3 separate regions of the Mus musculus genome follow, and all the other regions are linked to region 1. A link is a loop called in an ENCODE intact Hi-C map of the cell type or tissue named here. Cell type or tissue: left cerebral cortex. All regions are shown on one strand.

The links. A loop is a pair of places that touch in the nucleus more often than their neighbours do. Peaks named below come from ENCODE experiments on the same cell type or tissue, not always from the same donor. Only the 100,000 strongest peaks of a DNase experiment are listed, where the experiment ranks them.
Region 2: a loop joins it to region 1, with 7 times the contacts of the local background. A loop is called at or near these places in 33 of 42 quality-filtered maps.
Region 3: a loop joins it to region 1, with 7 times the contacts of the local background. A loop is called at or near these places in 33 of 42 quality-filtered maps.

Annotation. Positions count from the first base shown.
Region 1 is chr13:92,335,734-92,340,733 of GRCm38, reverse strand. All of the region lies in intron 8 of Msh3 (mutS homolog 3), which reads left to right. Among named protein-coding and RNA genes, the nearest start is that of Dhfr, 17 kb to the left of the region's middle. In left cerebral cortex, a CTCF peak has its summit at 2,748 (motif pointing right); DNase peaks (open chromatin) are centred at 2,968, 3,446 and 3,612; H3K27ac peaks cover 543 bases.
Region 2 is chr13:91,905,291-91,910,290 of GRCm38, reverse strand. All of the region lies in intron 19 of Rasgrf2 (RAS protein-specific guanine nucleotide-releasing factor 2), which reads left to right. Among named protein-coding and RNA genes, the nearest start is that of Gm46435, 17 kb to the left of the region's middle. In left cerebral cortex, a CTCF peak has its summit at 1,893 (motif pointing left); a DNase peak (open chromatin) is centred at 1,872.
Region 3 is chr13:91,912,561-91,917,560 of GRCm38, reverse strand. The region is part of intron 19 of Rasgrf2 (RAS protein-specific guanine nucleotide-releasing factor 2); the gene reads left to right. Among named protein-coding and RNA genes, the nearest start is that of Gm46435, 9.3 kb to the left of the region's middle. In left cerebral cortex, a CTCF peak has its summit at 1,439; DNase peaks (open chromatin) are centred at 1,471, 1,722, 2,176 and 2,538; H3K27ac peaks cover 1,503 bases.

The DNA of each region.
Region 1 (5,000 bases):
TATGAGGGGTGCTGATGCTGGAGAGCTTAAAGTTGAATAAATTCTTAGACTTTTAAAAGAAATTCCTAAGTGTAAGAACATTTACTGTGTTTCATGCCTTTAATATTGTTTATTTTCCTTCATAACCAAGTGTATATTTAATTAATTTAGATTAATCTAGAATTTGGTCATTTTAATCATTGTGTTAGATTTCTGTTTTCTAATTATTTTTATAAAAATTAATAAAAGTTAAAGTAAACAAGAAGAAAGCCAAACCCTGTCTGTGCAGAAGCAGACAGTGACACGATGCGATTTGTTTGGCAAGGAACTTTGCCTGATGGCATCCTCGTGCTCACGTCAGATGAGGGTCAGAAGCCTGGGTTTGGCATGCTGGAGATGCTGGCTGACTGGGACTCAGGAATCTAACGACTTCAGGCCATCTTAGTGTATTTCTCTAGCTAGCATTCCTGGTTTATAATTCTGCTCACGCTTACTGACCAAGTAAGCCTCCATTCCTGGTCAATTTTCTTTCTGTACCTTTTGCTCATGAAGAGTGGAGAATTAAGCCTATGTCTCTATGAGAACCTGTACCTAATTTATGTCTATAGAGAACAAGGTGGTAGATTTTCAGACGTCACAAGGTCGTAGGTTGGATGGAAATCTGTCTCTTTGCCTTAGTGACTTTGAGTAATCAATTAGACTATCTTGTCTTCCTGTGTCCTTGTTGTATAAAATACAGGAAGTAAGAGTGCTCACTATAAAGATGAGTTGTAAAGATAATATGCATAAAGTTTCTAGGATAGGGCCTGGCCAAGAAAACTCACTACTCAGGGAAAATAATTGTCTTAGTTCCTCTTCTGTTGCATGATAAAGTACCTTGTTCAAGGTACTTTATAGAAAGAAGGATTTACGTGGGCTTATGGTTCCAGAGGGTTAGAGTCCTTGATGGCAAGAGCAGGAGGCTGAGGGCTCACACTTGAAACACAAAGCACAAAACAGTGAACTGGAATCAAGGCCTTGAAATGTCAGAACCTGCTCCCATGACACACCTTCCCAAACAGCCACCAACTGGGGACCAAGTGTTCCAGTGCTGGAGACTGAGGCCTCTCATTTACACCACCACAAACATGTAGCCATTTCCCCTTTACTATTGCGGCTCCCTGCTTACTGGTTTTTTGGGTGGCAGGATGCGGTTCAGGATACATGTATATATTGTTTTCTTTTTAAATTTAAGTTGTCATGTGGCCCAGGCTGGCCTCCAGCTCCCTGTGTATCTGAGGGGTGCCCGATCTTCCTGCCTCCTCTTCCTGGATGCTGGGGTTACAGCTGCACCACACCCGCCTCCCTTAGTCTCTCCTGGAACATCTATTAGAGTACATTGTGCCTTCTTTTTCTTCTCTTTGCACATTTCTTTTAGGATGTAGTTTCTCGACTACTGTTAGGTTTCTTTTGTTAGTTTTGATCCTTGATATTTATTTATTTTTCAAGAAATAATCTTACAACTCCTTTAAAACATTTAACAATTATATTTTAATTCAAGGTGGAAGGGGGTCAGTGGGTCAAATGATCGATCGCTGTGCAAGTGTGCAGATCTGAGTTCAGCTTGTGAGCACCCACGCGGGAAGCTGTGTGTGACAGTGAATCCCATCATCCTAGTGTGGGGCAGGAGGTGGGAGCTCGCAGGGCTCCTCAGAGGACCCTGCTGTTGGTGCTGACCCTTGATTCTTGTGTGTGCACACTTGGGAGCACCCTAGCCCTAGAGACGGGTGAGCTGGAGACTTGCCAAGGACCTTGCAAGAAAAGTAAACACATTTTTTTTTTTTTCCCCCAGACAGGGTTTCTCTGTGTAGCCCTGGCTGTCCTGGAACTCACTTTGTAGACCAGGCTGGCTTTGAACTCAGAGATCCGCCTGCCTCTGCCTCCCAAGTGCTGGGATTAAAGGCGTGCGCCACCACGCCTGGCAAGTAAACACATTTTAAGTAACATATTTGATTCGCTATTTCTACTTGTTGTTTTTAGTGAAGTATTTGGACCAATTAAGTCCCTGTGCTTTTGGTAACATCCTATTATTTTTATAATTTGAAAGATCTTTTCTCATCTTGAGAGCACTTTGTAGTTTTACCTATGTTTTATTTTTACCAAAATCTTTTTAAAATTTTATTTGTAGTACTCAATTATTATTATTATTATTTTTTTTTATGGTTTTTCAAGACAGGGTTTCTCTGTATAGCCCTGGCTGTCCTGGGACTCACTTTGTAGACCAGGCTGGCCTGGAACTCAGAAATCCACCTGCCTCTGCCTCCCAAGTGTGTAGTGCTCAATTTTAAATTTACATTTTCTTTATTTCATCGTATGAGGTGAGTTCCTTAATTTTTCTTATTAGAGACAGTTGCTCCACTTTAAAACCCACAGAGCTCAGGAAGAATAGTTTGCCAGACTTCTGTTCTCAGTTGGCTTACAGGCAGCAGTGTAACGTTCAATTTTCAGATAAGAAAGTTTTATTGTGAGTTTAGTGGTGTCTGGTGTCAGTGCTGACATGTAGTTTCTTATCTCTCAGACCTAGAGTCACACTGTAACCCCGTCTTTTTCTGCACTAGATGAGAAGGTGAAAGCTCCAGTTTTTGTCAGGTACTGGTGGGTATTTTACTGGTAACAAAGATATTACATATTATTACTATGTGAGAAGATGCAAAAGTTGCCTGGAATTATAGCAGATTTAATATAGTTTAAAAAACAGTTTTTAAAAATTTAACTTTTTATTCCTAACTTTAACCACAAGAGGTCTCCAAAGGATTTTATATTTTGTGTTAAGATTTTTCTTTTTTAAGAATATGAAATCCTTCCCATTTATTTCTCAAGCTAGTTGCATTCATTTTGTATAGTGTGTCATTTTTAGAGTAAAACAAATAGACAAAGATGATCGTCAGCGGAATCAGACACTCCTGAATAGTGGCAGACTGTTTCTCACGTGTCTGTCAGAGGGGATCAGGCATCCTATTCCATTATCCCATTGGTTGTCAAATTGTATAGAGAGAAAAAAATAGCAGCAGTTTTGAGATTGCTTTAGTTTAGAGAGTTTTATGTTTATAGTCAAAAGAAAAGGAACGAAAACCATTACTTAAACTAATAATAACCGTTACTAATAGTATTTACTAGCTCTCCCATTGAGTCCTGAGCCGAGCATGGTGACTGTCTGAGTTCACAGAGATGGACGTACCCTGGTCACAGCAGGCTGTGGAGGAGGTGGGTTGCATAGGGACATTTGCAGGACGGAAGACTTGACTGGATGAAAGAGAGGAGAAAGGTGCATAGTGTGTAAAATGAAACGATTCAGACTCGGGCACACGGCGAGACTCTTGATCAGAGGAAATGCTCATCTTGGCAAGTGAGGAAAACTCATAGGGCTTTAACCAAGCAATGCAGGGAAGGAGATATATTCATGGGGGAGAGTCAGAAGAAGAGGTGGGTGAGCTTACTGCCAGGAGAGACACTAGAGCTTGGGGAAAGTCAGTAGTTGAAAGTAGGAAGAAAGAGAGGTAAGGCCAGGGCGAGTAGGAGGTGGGCTGTGGTCATATGTGTGTGAGTAGGAAGGAGGTCATGTGAGTGTGAGTAGGAGGTGGGCTGTGCTCATGTGAGTGTGAGTAGGAAGGAGGTCATGTGAGTGAGTAGGAAGTGGGCTGTGGTCATGTGAGTGTGAGTAGGAGGTCATATGAGTGTGAGTAGGAGGTGGGCTGTGGTCATGTGAGTGTGAGTAGGAAGGAGGTCATGTGAGTATGAGTAGGAAGGAGATCATATGAGTGTGAGTAGGAGGTGGGCTGTGGTCACCTGCTGCCAGGCTGGATTTGGTGGCACATGCCTATAGTTCCAGCATTCCAGAGGTGAGGCAGAGGCAGGCAAATCCCTGTCTATGGAGCGAGTTCTAGGTTCTAGGACAGCCAGGACTATACAGAAAAACCCTTAGTGGGATGGGGTTGAAGAATAAGAGGGAAAAAGGGAATTTGTCTCATTAAACTGTTTAATAATCTGATGTTATTACATATTTGATGGCTCCAGGTTAGTGACTACAGTGTTCTAAGTTTAATAAGATAGTGCCTTGGACTCAGATGAGGCCATCAACATGATTCTTAGGTCTCAGGAGCCGACTAACCGAGGGATGCCTTTTCAAGCACTGAGGATTATGGGAAGGAACAGCTAAGTACCTCAGTCTGAGGGGATGTTGAGGCTGGGCAATGTAAGGACAGGGTGTGGGGGTGGGAGTGGGAGTGGGGAGAAAGGCTGGCTGAGACATCAGCTGTGGGTGCAGAGTGACCTGTCAGAGATGCTCAGTGCCGGGGCAGGGGGCTGGAGTGCCCATCCGGGAGGGTGGGGCTTTATTAAGATGTTTCTCAGGCTATCTTGCTGAGTCCTGTTATAGCTGCTATACTTTGTGTCAGAATTTGTTCTTCTGCAATTTAAATAACATTTAAAAATCTACAGAGACAATACATTTGTTTTTCAAGTGAAAAAATACCTTTCTAAAAAGGAAAACGGCTGGGCGTGGTAGTGCATGCCTTTAATCCCAGCACTCGGGAGGCAGAGGCAATCGGATTTCTGAGTTTGAGGCCAGCCTGGTCTACAAAGTGAGTTTCAGGACAGCCAGGGCTACACAGAGAAACCCTGTCTCGAAAAACCATAAAAAAAAAAAAAAGAAAGAAAGAAAACGATTTTGTTAAACTTCTAAACTTCTCAATTTGATATATATTATTTTTATAATTTATGGCTTAAATATCTAAACCTAAACCTTGGTGCTGTATGTCATTTTTGTAATAATAAAGTCAAGAGTTTGGAACACAGATGGGCGTATGTACAAAAGTCACAGAATGAATGGGCAGTTGTTGGATGTGAAGGAGGATGCTCTGCTTGAAGTGAGCTTTCCTAGTCAAGTGGGGCCGTCAGATACTGCTTTTTCCTTAATAGCTTCCCCCCATCTCTTTCTGTAAGTACCGGTTTTATAACCATAGCAAAATAAAGAGGGAGGTAGC
Region 2 (5,000 bases), 430 kb after region 1:
TTCCAATCCCCCTGCCTCAGCTCCACAGTAGCTGAGATTACAGTCTTGTGTGATTAGGCCTAATTTATGGATTACTTTTCTGTTGTGTGGTTAAATCTTACTAATGCAAACTACTTTGTTCAGACTGGAACCAGGATCTGAAGTACAAGTGAAAAACAGTTCCAAACTCGAGCAGCATTCACATTATAGGCTGCTATCCCTGTGGGTTAAAGGTTTTGACTGCACAGACCCCACACCGGCGTCAGGCAAGCATCAGACTATGGGAAGCCATGGGACACAGCTCTGGGGATAGGAAAATGCAATCTGAGGTCCCAGGGACTGCCAGAGCTGGCTAGCAGGTCCCCAGGCCTGCCGAGAGACCAGGGCCATCTGGTTCTCAAGCTCTTGGGCACTTAGGCGCCGCTGGACTCATCGGAAGAGCTGAGAATGGAGTGAGGGCCCATGGGCTGGATCCAGCCAGGGCCTAAGGAAAAGTGGGGAGGAGAGCTCTGGCTGGGTCCCACATAGAGGAGAGAGTCCTTGGCTTGGCTTGGTGGAAGCCATGGTTGGGAGAGCTGAGAGACTGTCTGTGAGAGATTAGCATTCGGCTCTTTAGATGAAGGCCTGTTCCATTGCTCCCCACAGAGGATCCTGACGAAAAGAGACAGTCCATGGCTTTAAGACATTTATTGTTATGGCAGAGAGTTGTGATAAGTAAAACTGTACCCCACCTTCTCAGGACAGGCCCGAGGTTAAATACCTTTTGTAGGGAGGAATGTCTGGGAAGGGAAGTTTACTGGATAAGCCCTTCAGAACTTTAGGTACCTCATTAAAATGGAGATCTGTGGTGAGGCTACATGACCTGTGGTTTTCTACCTGTGGAGGGGCTTGGGACGTTGCCCTTACGTGACTGATGGCCACAGGCCTATGGAGAGCTGCTGCCTCATGTTAGGGGCCTGGCATCGAGGAGCGTGGCAAAACACCTACCATCCCTTGCAGGGTCACCTGTGGGGTCACCAGGGTTTCAAACCTAGCTCAACCAGAAGCCAGGCTGCCTTTCATGGTTCCACATATCCCCAAGCCAGTCTTACTAGTAGTGGGTCCATAGTTGTTCCCTTCTGAAGGACTGTAGTGGCCAGCACTATAGGAGTCCAGATCAGGGTCTGCTTTTTGCTGCCTCTTGAAGTTTGAATGAGAGGCTCTGTACATCTGAGGCTCTGTACTTTGCTCACTTGAAATGGTACTCACACCTAGCATGGGGTGAGCTGGCACCAAGCCCGAGGCAGTCATTGTCAGCCTCATCTCCCTGGTTCTTCTCTTGGCAATCACTGTGAGTAAGTGTCCATTGTGCGCAGTCCCACCTAGAGACTTTTAACCCGCTCTCTCTGGCTTCTGCCTCTTTGCTGTGCTTAGATTGTCTCAGCCTCCACTGCTGCTCTAAGTCTCAGCAGAACATCACCCGGTCCCTTCTGTTCCCCATCACCTTCTCAAGTCTGTGCTCTAGGTGTCTTTAGCTACTGTTTCCTCCATCAGCCCATCTGCCCATCCACCTGCCCATACAGGTGCTCTGCCTTCCCCAGCACCTGCATATTGACTTTCTCGACAGTTGTTGTCAAAAGAATAAGAGACAGATTGAAATGTGGCACTCCATATTTCCTGGGGCCCTCATTTTTCTTCTTAGTTTTTCCTTTTTCCTCTTTTCTTTTCAACCCCCTAATGTTTCTGTCTCAGTGCCCGTGATTCATTCATTTGAAGCAGAGGGACATGGAGATCCTGTGGAAATAATGACTTCGGAAATAGGCTCAGAGACTTCCTCTGGTCTCAGGTCCTGCTCCCCTGCTGTTCACCAGACAACTGGACAGATCCAGCGCTGGTACCTCCCAATAGTGTGGTGGCCCAGCAGTGCCATCTTGTGGACAATGAGCTTCACTGAGACGAGGCTCGTGAAATGCAGCCAAAATTATTTTCTATGATGCAACGCAATCAGCCAGACTTATAAATATCCTCTCTCTGGATTTAAATAGGGGGAAATGCCTTCCCTTCCTGATTTATATTTCTTTTTCATTAGAAAGAACATTCTATACTTTTAAAAACAAAACTTTTCAATGACCAATTGTGTATTTTTACATTCATTTGTGAATAGCATGGTATCCTGTGAGTTCATCAAAGGTTTCGGCTTTAAAGGTAAAACAAAAGTAGTGTAATGTCTTGATCCTGAAACTTTGTCACTGCAGAGTTTGTTATAAGCAGAATCTTGGAGATGAAGATATAATTCAGTAGTTAAGAACACTTCCTGCTCTTACAGAGGGCCAGGTTTGGGCTCCCAGCATCTGCCTTGGTGGGTCACAACCATTAGTGACTCTAGTTCTAGGAGATCTAGTGATTACTAGACACATGCATGGTGCACATACATATGTTCAGGCAAAACACGCATACATATAAAATAAAACAAATCTGAAACAACAATTCAGTCTCCTTGCCTTTCCAAACATCTGGACCAGACGATAAGTGTCCACCATCCCAACCCCAGTGACTACTGTGCACCCAGAAGTTTGAGCAGCACAGGTAACCGGAGTCAGATGAAAATTCTGTGTCTTGCTCATGTGATGGTCCCTTCCCAGCTTCAGCAGCTTATGCATTACAAGGGATGCCAAGAACTTGCCCCTTGTCCCCTGTTTCCTGCTTCCTCCACAGCCTAGCTGGTGAGGAAGAACTGAATTCATAGGATTCTTCATGGCAAAAAAAAAAAAAAAAAAATCCCAGGCAGTAACAGCAAACACAAAAGTCACTATTTGTGTGAAGGATCTGAGAATATGATTATGTCAGCCATGTTGCATGAGAACAAATATTCAGAAATAACCATGCACCATGCTTCAGACAGCCATCAGCAAAATTTTCACATCATCTTTTAAAAGGGTGCTCAGGCCAGCCTCCCCAAAGTTCAGAAAGGTAAAATTACATTGAAAAATATTTTTATTGAAGAATGTTAGATTTATTTTACCTCTTACCAGTAGCTCAATAATTATATATTTGTTTATATGATTTTTTGCTAACTAGTAAAATTTTTAAATGAGTTTTTCTTGTACAAGACATGTTCGTTCATTTTGTTCTTTGACAGTTTCATGCATGGATGTAATGTATTTAGAATTCTCTCATCTGCCTCCCTTCCTTTCCCATGTCCTGTTCCCTACAAATCTCTTTTCTATTCTCTTGTTCATCTGTTTTGTGTTCCTCAGGGCTCTGCTAGGACCTTCTGTGTGGCCTTAGTATTGGAACTATCCACTGGTGTCTAGTGGTCTCACCAGAGGGTACATAACTAAAGACAGTAGTCCCTCCTCCCCATCCTGAAGCCCATACTGCCTGTGGTTCGGAAGGGGTGGGGTCCATGAGCCAACCACAATCCCTGCCCATCCATGACTCTGTTGAAACAAGCGTGTGTTGTGCTGGCTCAGGGCAAGTCATTGCAGCTGCTGAGTTTGTGATTATACTGGGTGTGTTGTGTCTAGAGGTTGGGGCTTCACTGCCTTTCTCCCTCTTTTCCAGCTCCTACATTCTTTCTGTCCCCTTCTCTGCAGTGTTCTGTGAGCTATATCAATGGTTTATTTAGAACTGAACCCTCACCAATGACTTATTTAGGGCTGAACCCTGACCTCTCACTTATCCTCATCATCTTATGAAGCCGTGAGTCTAGGAGACCTTTCACATTTGCCACCCTGTGGCTTCAGAACAGCTCCTGTTCAGCCCAGGATGTAGCCCAGCAGCTGCTCAAAGATTCTAACTAATCACTAATTAGCTCTCAGCAAGGCCTGAGCAGAAGGCTGGTGTCCTTCACAGCAATCGTGCTGCTTACCGTAATCAGATTATTTGCATCATTAGAGTCTCAACACAGCTACATGGAGACTCACTAATATATATCAAATATTCATTAAGGAAATAGAATCCTGATGGTTGTGAGCTCCTTTGGTAGTTCACAGAGACTGAAACAAACACGGTCATTAATTGTTTTAAAATATAAACACCTCTACCTTGAGATGGGGGTGGGGAGTGGATGAAGAAAAAAAAACAGCAGCAAGATATAACTAGGCTATCCACACACACCGTTTAATGAAGATCTGTTGGATAGGTGGCATTTTATGGAAACCTGATTTAATATTAGTAAGATAGATATTGTCTTAGTTTAGGGTTACCATTGCTATGATGAAACACCATGACCAAAAGCAAGGAAAGGGTTACACTTCCACACCACAGTTCATCATCAAAGGAAGTCAGGACAGGAACCCAAATAGGGCAGAAACCTAGAGGCAGGAGCTGATACAGAGGCCATGAAGGAGTGCTTCTTACTAGCTTGCTCCTCACAGCTTGCTCAGCTTGCTTTCTTGTAGAGCCCAGGACCACCAGCCGAGAGAGGCACCACCCTGTTTACTGGGCCTTCTATATCACTAATTTTAAAAATGCCCTACAGGGTTACCTACAGCCTGATTTTATGCATGTAGTGTCCCTGTTGAGGTTCTTTCAGATGACTCCAGCTTATGTCAGGTTGAAATAAAAGCTAAGTAGAACAGGTTCCATCTGTACTGCCCTCAGGCCCCAGTGGCTGGTGTTTTCCAAGCGGTAACACTGCTAGCAAACAGTCAAAGCGACGTTCTGAGAATAGCTTCCTGTTCCTTTTGCCATGGAACAGAGATGCTCCAACACTCAATTCAAAGTAAGTTAGATTTTTAAACTGTCTAGAACTGATAAAATTATGGACATTTTGGCCCTAATTTGCTATATGTAGTAAAATTTTACTGTTTTCTTTTTATCTAATTGCCATTAGCAGTGTTGGTCTCCAACCATTTAAAATGATTCCGAAGGTTAATTCCTCAAAATCATTTTGTTTAATGTTAAAATGTAATTATTAGAATGGAGAATACAGCTAATAATATAACAATACAAGTATTATAATGGAATGTGCTATAATAACTGTAACAGATTCTTGTAGGTAACCATTCTTGCCTGTACACACAGAGTAGTAGCCTAGG
Region 3 (5,000 bases), 420 kb after region 1:
CAAGAGGCCAGACATTACCTGGGTCAGGTAAGCTGCCAAAGTGCCCAGCAGAGTCCTCTTCAAAATCCTATCAACATGCCCACAAGAGGCAAGCTAATCACTGTGCCTCTGTCACAACCAGAGGAGCCAAAGCCCAGGTGACCCACCTGCATATCACACCAGACTTAGCTCTTTCCCCCCAAGTGTCTGCAGCCACAGCTAAGGTGGACGGTTAAAGTGGAGGGAGCTGAAGGAACCTTTTATGCCACTTTCCAGGCTTAGACCAGGCCAGGTGTGGAGAGAGTCACACATGTTACTTGTGTGGACTGCACAAGACCGTAGTTGCAGCCAAAAGGCCCCAGGAGGGTAGCACCTGCGGACAGTGGAGGCAACTGAACAGGCCTGGCTAGAGGCCATGAGGGTGACTGGTGACTCCACTCATGGTCCTGCTTCTGTTCAGAGCCCGTTTCACTGGCTGCGTTCAAATAACCCAGCCATCAAGTTTCTAACTCAGTTCAGTCTTCTTACAGGAATGTTGTGGCAAACTAAGAAAAACATATTTATCTGAAAAAAATGAAGGATTTTTATTATTGAATTACATGGTTTCTTCCTTTTTATTGAGCTGTGCTAGACTTCACATAAATGGTCCTGAGCTTAAGTGTGTAGTTCAGTGATCACTGTAGTGACCAAATCCCTGAAATCCCATCCTGTTCAAGACAGAGAACCCATTCCCTAATAACTGAGGTAATACTCCAGGGAGAGGCATGAGTCTGTACTAACAAGGCTCTCATCACTGAGGGTGTGGCTGGGTACCTAAGAGATGGGGTGGGGTGGGGAGTAAAGACTGATTTACAATGAGACCCCTGCTTTGGCATTTGCTGGCTCAGGTTCTAGACATCTTCCCCTAGAAAAATCCAGATAATGGCAGTTCTTCCTGTGAGCCATGGGGATAATGACATGAGGTGACTCATGTAGTGGGCTGGTGTAGATGGCTGCTCTTGGGGGAGGGAGTCTGAGTCTATACCCTGACCTCAGGTAAGCAGAATGCCAGCCCTACAGCTGACTGGCAGAGCTGCTGAATCCTCAGAGGGCATCTGCTGCCCTCTGAGGTCTTTAGGAGATTGGTAGAAATGCTGCACTTTATCCGCACTGCCCAGCGCAGCGGCTTCTGAACACATGTAGCTGATTGGTCTCCTGCGGGTAGCATTGAGGTTTTATCACTTAATTAAAATGAGATCGCTATAAATACAAACCAGAGATCTGTCAGGAAAGGACCCAAGGCTGAGACCGGAGTTCTCGCAGCCTTGCCCCCATGGTCTCTGGCACAGCCATGGTAAGAAGCTGAGGAGGAGGCCCCTCCTTGTGGAGAGAAAACCAAACCTTTACATAATTCCAGTGTGGTAGTGAAGTCACAGGAGAAGATGGAAGCCCCTCCCTCCCCTGGAAGGAAAGGACCAGAGTGCCTCCCTGTGTCCTGCCACAGAAATAGGAATGTGCCTGAGTGAGTCACAGAGACCAGAGAAGCAGGCACTGGTGCTATTGATCCCCACTGGGAAGCTTGCTCAAGGATGTCTGGGTCAGAGGGGGATGCAACTGCCCTCCCTCCCTCCTTCCCTCCCTTCCAACTGTTGCTTATTTTGTCAGTGGTTTAATTAATTATTTATTTATTTCTTGGCTTCACGCTACGAAACACAGAACTCAGTGTCTCGTCAGAGGGTTCAGATGCATCCTTTGTTCTGGATCTGAAGTGGGGGTTGAGCCAGGACAAGCATCACACAGCTTTTGGTGTGGGTGGGAGAATGCAATTTGTAAGAAACCACTGAACAGGCAGCTGCTGTCACCTTTACTGACAGCTCTTGGCAGACCGACCACGCTGTCCTATCCCAGGACTCAGTCCCTCTGTCTATGCCCATTCCTGCTTTTGTCCATTGGCTTCCAGTAGTTTTCCATACATATGCCCAGCCTACCCTCCGCTCCCAAGCAGTGGCTCCACCTTTCCACTTGTGAGGCAGCCTCAGTGTAGGGATGCCTAACCACTGAGCTCTCTACAGAATGAGGATCCCCGTCTGTGCTTCAGGCTCCTCTGCCCCGCAAGAGTGCTTCCTGTCTTGCGTCTCCTGAAGATGCCCAGGGATGTATACCCCCACCCCACCCCCAATTTTCACCACAGGAAGGTGCTTTGATTTCCAGGGGAACTGTGTGCTGGTGCTCTGAACAAAAGAGGAAGCATTTGGCTGCTTTAGCACAATCTAGAGGCCAGCTTGAGGTTTGCTGTTGTTTTATGATATGGGGAACCAGGTCTTTTACGAAGGTCTTTTAAATGCTTTTCTTAGGAGGTAGCCTCTCTGTGGGGATGCTTTTTTTTTTTTATGTAACAGCCTTGTAATTTTACAAATGTCTCCAAAGCTCCTATTATTCCATGTGTCAGTCACTGTTCTAAGCTCTCGGGGGTAACTCATTGTCCCTGCTTTTCATTTCCGAAGGGAAGAAGGCAGATGTACTCGTTAGCCCAGCTCTACAGAAGAGGACACTGCGGCTCAGAGTTGGTTTTGTTTCTGTGATTACATAGAAAGCAACAGGCAGTGCCCAGATCTCCTCCCAGCCTCCTGGCTATGCAGTCTGTGCTCCCAAACCCAAAAGGATTCTCCATCTATCTAATCAACTCTTGGGGTATTGCAAGCTCAAGGTATAAAACAGGAGACTCCACTTCTGATACAAAATACCATGTTGACACTGGCAGTGCTTTTTGGTTCTATTTCTAAATATTACCCTAGAAACATTTCTTTCATGTCCAAGTCTGTTTTCTGTTGTCCAACACATAGGATTTATATTTGCTATAGATTAGCATGGGGCAGAACATTGTGATGTCCCTCTGATAATTGCTGGAGCACCACTCAGTTTTGGATATCAACAGGCATATAAAGGCCTTAAGAAATTCTGCCTTAATAGACAACTTGGAAGATGTCCCACTGCTCAAAGGTATCAAGATACCATCAAAGTTCCTGAGCCTCTCCACAGCAAGTCAGAGCTAACAGGGATTCTCAGACCGAGGTGATAAAATTTAGTCTCAACCTGAGATGCTAATGGTAATGAAATAATTCTTTTTAATACCAGGTTCATTGTCTAGTGCTTCAGTCATGCGAATGGCCTCATACATAATCAAACTGGATGATCTGTGAGCTATGTACTTTCTTACCCCTTCATAATTGCTGTCAATTACTTCTAGTTGTCCACCAATTCCTGACAACAAAGGGATTCTAGGTATCTAGTAGCATAAAGTATTGTTTTGCTCACAAACTCACCTTTCCCAAAGCAGGAGCCAACAGAGACTAGAGAATGCTCTGCTTAACTGACTTAGGCCAGCAACTCTAACTTCTCAGTCCCCTAAGTTTCTAAACTCATAGGCCGATGATAACCTTGGTCTGTACAACATTTGAGCCTGTTGTGGCTCTCATTTGATCTTTCTCATCCCTCTGAGTGAGACCAGGGACATCCTTTTCCCTCTTAGTTCTTAAAGATCCTGGGTCAAAAGGGACTCCAAGGGAAGAAACCTGACTACCTGAGCAGAAGTGTGTCCCAGCGTGCACATGCCTGCTTTCTCAGGGGGACCTGGGTGAGTGATCTGTATGGGGCTCTTATAGAGAACTGGATTACTTGTCAGACTCAAATATTGAATGTAAGCTATTATCTGAGAAGTTTGTGTTTACTTTTTGTGTCTGTGAATCCTGGGCACTCTCTGGGATCTGTTGTTGTGTGTGTGTTTGTTCGTTTGTTTAGGTTGGTTTTGGTTTTAGCTTTTTCCTTTTTGTTCTTCGGTTTTTTTCCTTCCTGTGTTGGATGAATAGGCAATCAAGTTTTCTTATTGAAAAATCCTAGTTTAATACTTGCCACATTCCCCTAGTTCTCTCTCCATCTCTACATTTGTCCTTTAAAGTCCCCTCAAGCTCACCAGGTTTCTCTTAGTAGTGATGAGGCATTTATAATGGGACCCATTAGCCATTGTGAACTAAAGTAGGCAGTTAATACACCAATGTCCTTGGAGGGCCACGCTTTCTCTTCTCTTTTGTCACTATGACTTCTACTAAAGTACTAAAAGTCAGTTTCCCACAGAACCCCTAAGAGCCTTTTGGCAATGAAAAGTGAAGGTGAAGTCAATTTCTTATCGTCTAAGAAATCACTAAGAATTAGCACATTAAATCTGACTGCTCTGATAGACTCTTGTGATTATATTCTGATGTTGCTTTTTGTGTGGTGGTTTGAATATGCTTGGCCCAGGGAGTGGTACTATTTGGAGGTGTGGCCTTATTGGAGTAGGTGTACCTTGTTGGAGGAAGTGTGTCACTGTGGGTGTGGGCTTTAAGACTTTCATCCTAGCTGCCTGGAAGCCAGTCTTCAAGCTGCCTTTGGAACACGAGGTGGAACTCTCAGCTCCTCCAGCCCCAACATCTGCCGGGATGCTGCCATGCTCCCAACTTGATGATAATGGACTGAACCTCTGAATCTGTAAGATAGCCCCAATTAATCATCCTTTATAGGAGTTGCCTCGGTCATGGAGTCTGTTCACAGCAGTAAAACTGTAACTAAGACAAGGTATTGTGGGAGTAAGGCTTCCTACTCCTCTTTAGCTTCTTTCTTCTCTCACAATCACCCTTGGACCTCGAAAGCATGACTGAGGACTGTGAGGTACAGCCATATCCTCATCAGAAGAATGATGGCCAGATATGTGCTATGATGTCATCGGTCCTTGTTTCACTTGGACCAGGGCTCTCACCACTGCAGAGCATCCTGAGGACATCAGGAGCCAACCTCACACTCATACAGCCCCTGGCTCCCTCAGCCTCTGGCTCCTACTACCTGCTGCCCTTTTTCTGTGTTTCTTTCCCCAACTCTGCTCCCAGATACCAGTAACTTGAACTCTGAGTCTCTGCATCAAGTCTTCCCTTGGATTAACATCAACAATGCTTCCTATGGACTGAGTGTCTCCCCCGTGGGGCAGAAACGAGTTGTCTCCAATTCTTTGC